2 separate regions of the Homo sapiens genome follow, and region 1 is linked to region 2. Evidence: read pairs that join two places in POLR2A ChIA-PET (ENCODE). Cell type or tissue: PC-9. All regions are shown on one strand.

What was found. Peaks named below come from ENCODE experiments on the same cell type or tissue, not always from the same donor. Only the 100,000 strongest peaks of a DNase experiment are listed, where the experiment ranks them.
Region 1: POLR2A ChIA-PET joins it to region 2 with 10 read pairs; 4 of 35 experiments call an interaction of 5 or more read pairs at or near these places.

The regions. Positions count from the first base shown.
Region 1 is chr9:33,483,794-33,486,293 of GRCh38, reverse strand. The region is part of intron 1 of LOC107987061 (a long non-coding RNA gene); the gene reads right to left. Among named protein-coding and RNA genes, the nearest start is that of NOL6, 11 kb to the right of the region's middle. In PC-9, no CTCF peak of the experiment used is centred here; no DNase peak of the experiment used is centred here.
Region 2 is chr9:33,618,518-33,621,017 of GRCh38, reverse strand. No RefSeq gene overlaps it. Among named protein-coding and RNA genes, the nearest start is that of PTENP1-AS, 58 kb to the left of the region's middle. In PC-9, no CTCF peak of the experiment used is centred here; a DNase peak (open chromatin) is centred at 1,217.

The DNA of each region.
Region 1 (2,500 bases), 130 kb after region 2:
GCTCCTCCCCCAAGATCGCGGGGTATTACAAACTCTCTGCAGGACCCATATCCTGGGTGTGGACACCCAGTCCTGCTAGGACCTGCTTTGAGAAGAGTTGATCCCAGCCATGAAACAGCCTGATGCCTTCAGTGAAGCAAGCAGGAAAGGCCCAAGTGATCCTCCTGTATCAGCCTCATGAGTAGCCAGTAGCTGGGACCACAGGCGGCCACCACCACAGCTGCCTAATTTTTTTTGTAGAGACAGGTTTCATCATGTTGCTGTTCTGGAACTCCTGAACTCAAGTGATGTACCTGCCTCAGTCTACCAAAGTGCTGGGATTACAGGCATGAGCCTGTGTATACTCTGTATGTATATATATATATATATACACACACACAATAAGGTATGAGTTTATAGATTCCTGTTCTCTGTAACTAGTGACTATGTTCCCAGGCTGGTCTTGAACTCTTGGGCTCAAGCGATCCTACTGCCTTGGCCTCCCCAAGTGCTGGGATTACAGGCATGAATCACCAGACTCAGTCTAATTTTTGTATTTTTTTGTAGAGATGGGGTTTTTCTATGTTGCCCAGGCTGGTCTCAAACTCCTGGGCTCAAGCAGTCCATCTGCATCAGCCTCCCAAAGTGCTAGGATTACAGGCATGAGCCATAATGCCTGACCCTTTGCCCACTTTTAAATGGAATTATTATCATGTTTTACTGTTGAGGTATTTGAGTTCCTTGTGTATTCTGGATGTTAATTCCTTGTTGGATGAACAGTTTGCAGATATTTTCTCCCATTCAACAGGTTGTCTCTTCACTGTGTTGTTTCCTCTGCTGTGCAGAAGCTTTGTAGTTTAATATAATCCAATTTGTCTACTTTTGTTTTTGTTGCCTGTGGTTTTGAAGTCTTAGCCATAAAATCTTTTCCTAGACCAGTGTCCTGAAGTGCTTCCCCCTATGTTTTCTTCTAGTAGTTTTATGGTTTCAGGCCTTATGGTTAAGTCTTTAATCCATCTCGAGTTGATTTTTGCATATAGTGAAAGGTAGGAGGTTAGTTGCGTTCTTTTGCATATGGATATCCACTTTTCCCAGCACTATTTATTGAAGAGAATGTCCTTTCCCCAGTGAATGTCCTTGACACCTTTGTTGAAAATCAATTGGCTGCAAATGTATGGATCTATTTCTGAGTTTTCTATTCTGTTTCATTTTATACCTGTTTTTATACCAATACCATGATGTTTTGGTCACTAGAGCCTTGTAATATATGTTGGAGTCAGATAGTATAATGTCTCCAGCTTTCTTTCTGCTTAGGATTGCTTTGGCTATTTGAACTCTTTTTTTGTTCCATATGAATTTTAGGATTATTTTTTCTACTTCTGTGAAAAATGACATTGGTATTTTGATAGAGATTTTATTAAATCTGTAGATTGCTTTGGGTTGTATGGTCATTTTAACAGTATTAATATTTTCTGATCCATGAGCATGGATTTGATTTCCATTTCTTTATGTCCTCTTCAACTTCTTTCATCAGCGTTTTGTAGTTTTCCTTGTAGAGGTTTTTCACCTACTTGAAACCCCGTCTCTATTAAAAATACAAAAATTAGCCGGGCACGGTGGCTCACGCCTATAATCCCAGCACTTTGGGAGGCTGAGGCGGGCAGATCACGAGGTCAGGAGATCGAGATCATCCTGGCTAACACAGTGAAACCCTGTCTCCACTAAAAAAATACAAAAAATTAGCTGGGCGTGGTGGTGGGCGCCTGTGGTCCCAGCTACTCCGGAGGCTGAGGCAGGAGAATGGCATGAACCCGGGAGGCGGAGCTTGCGGTGAGCCAAGATCGTACCACTGCACTCCAGCCTGGGCAACAGAGCGAGACTCCGTCTCAAAAAAAAAAAAAAAAAAATACAAAAATACAAAAATTAGCTGGGCGTCATGGCGGGCACCTGTAGTCCAGCTACTCAGGAGACTGAGGCAGGAGAATGGCTTGAACTCGGGAGGTGGAGGTCGCATTGCACTGAGATCATAACACTGCACTCCAGCCTGGGCAACAGAATGAGACTGTCTCAAAAAAAAAAAAAAAAGTTTGATCCCCGTAAAAGTCATTGTTTATAAGGTCAGAATTAACCTTCCTAAAGCAAATATTGTTCCCTCCTGTTTATCTTGCCAAGATTTCCATATCTTTTCTTTTTGAAAGAAAGATAACCAGTTTAAGAAGTGCCACAGGCTGGGCGCCGTGGCTCACACCTGTAATCCCAGCACTTTGGGAAGCTGAGGCAGGAGGATCACAAAGTCAGGAGATCGAGAGCAACCTGACCAACATGATGAAACCCCGTCTCTACCAAAAATACAAAAATTATCTGGGCATAGTGGTGCGTGCCTGCAGTCCCAGCTACTCGGGAGGCTGAGGCAGGAGAATCACTTGAATCAGAGTCAGAGGTGGAGTTACAGGTTGCAATAAGCCAAGATCACGCCACTGAACTCCAGCCTGGCAACAGAGTGAGACTCCGTCTCAAAAAA
Region 2 (2,500 bases):
TGGCACAGTCTGAGGTGACTGAACCCAGGTGGGGTATTTAACCACCAGCAGCACGTGGTCATAGTGGAGATGAAAAGCAGCAGCGTGTCCACTGCGGAATTTGCTCCCATCTTATTCCAGGCAGTTCCACCTTGGTCAGGGGCCAGGCGTCATCTCCATGCTTTCACGTTCACCCTTAGTGTCTAAACCCCTGCTCTCTGTTGCAAAGGGGTTGACAAGGGTCCAGGTCTGTTGGGTGGTAGGTTGTCCGCTGTGATTAGTTCAGCAGCCGATGTCTATATGAGGATGGTAGCAGGTGACCCACTGCTATTTCACTCCTGGTTTTGACTATAAAATGTTCTTAATCCTTTTCTTGTAAGAACTCTAATCTATTCATTTATTTGTTTTATTTTCTCTTCTTTTTGATTCTATATGCATACAATTTTATTTATCTTAACCTGTGGTTAATAACACACAGGACTTTCTTGTCAATGAATAATTACTTATTTAAAAACATAATAGGAACTTGTAAAATATCTCCTCCTCAACATTATGCAAGATAGACCTTTAGAATATTTAAATGTATAGCTGTGTAGTTCTCTCTCATTCTATCTCCTGCCATGCCCCAGCCTTATAAAAATCCTGAACTTGGGTCATTATTATTCCCTGCCAGTAGTGTGTTGGTAAAGGGTTGACAACTAACTCTCTGGAGGAAAATAAAGCAAAGCGTAATTTGTTGTGTTTGCTGATTTCTGTAGTGTAAATACCCTCACTATGGCCAGTTTCAAGCTAACAAAATGATGTCACTAAAACTGGAGTTGGGAAAGATGTATACAGTCAGCTCCCATGAGCTGATAAGGTAGGCTGCAGCATACAAGTGGTCTTTGCTTTCTTTTCAATATAATTTGATCTAATATATTTTAGTCCTGAAAATTACTTTCTTGACTTGTTTTTAGCTTTATGAAAAGCACGTTATACTTTGCATCATCTCATTAGGCTTAGTTTTTACATTTGCTATTATATTGCTAAGATTCACCTATAACCTTGCTCTTCACTATAGTTCATTCATTTTGACTCATATGAATATGCCGCAGTTTATTCATTCACTCTTTTCAGTGCATATGTGGGTTGGTGCCATGTTTTTCTACTGTTTGGTGCTGTTGAAAACACTTTTGTATTTATGTCTTCTGATATGTGTATGCAAGAGCTTCTCCTGATGTAAACCTAGGAGTGGAATTGCTGAGTCATGTATGCAAGAGCCTCTCCTGATGTAAATCTAGAAGTGGAATTGCTGAGTCATGGGATATAGGAATCTTCAACTGTGAGATAATGCTGAACTGTTTCCCAGTGGTTTATAGTACTTATGCTCCCATCAGTAATTTATAAGTAATCCTATGAATCCATACCCTCGCTAACATTTTATATTTCTAGACTTTTTATATTTTGCTAATCAAGTGGATATAAAGCTATGTATCATTGGATCCTGATCATCAATGAAGTAAAATATCTCTATATGTTTATTGGTCATACATGTTTCTTCTATTAAATGTATGATCATATGTTTTGCTCATTTTCTATTGGCTCATACAGATTTGTGGTCAATGTAAATGTTTGGTTTCTCCTAGGAAAGGATTTTCACTGTTCCACTTACTGTCTTCTAGCTACTGGCAGAACTTTCCAACTCTTTAGACAAGCCATGTTGTCTGAGGTCTTCCTTCTAGGTACCTCTGCCCCCTCTTTCCCTTGACACCTTTCCCAGGAGCCAGGTCACCAGCACCTTCCCTAGGGATACGTTCCGTATGGTGTGTACCTAGGCATAGAGGTGCTCCCCTCCCTTTGTACCGAGTCTTACCCTGTTCATTCATCAACTGAAACACCGTGGAGAACATGATGGCATTCAACATTTACAGGAAATGTGATAGGATTTTATTTTCGTGGTCCTGGTCCAAGGAGGACAGAACACAAATTTGGAGTGGATGCTATTCAATGCTGTTGCCATCCTCCCCTAAGGTAATGTGTTCATGCATAACTCTCTACTTGGCTGCCTCTTGGTTATCTTTGTCTTGAGAGCCCAGCATGATGACAAGAAAGAGAGCCAATTGCTGAAGTTTATTATAGGAAGTACACAGTGGTTATACAACTGTCTTCATATGTACCTCTAGGATTATATGTAGATCTATTCAAGAACACATGACTAATGTGGCAGAGTCAGGGCAAAATTCTAGGTTTTATAATTTTCAGGGAACTTTCCATGTTCACTTACCTCTTTAGGCCCAACTCTATTGCCATTTCGTGGGTCTCAAACACTACACCTCCTCCATACTCCACACTCACAGTGCTTCTTTTCTTTTTCTCCCCCTACCCATCCCCTGCCCCACCCCCTGCACACACACTCCCAGATGTCTCAGTCAGGAAAGCTGTGGTTTTCCATTCTCCACGCCTCCCTTCTCAGCACTCAGTGGGCCTGCTGGGGTGGAGGAGCAGCTGCAGGGGTTCTTGCCGCGGTCTCTGATCCCCTCCT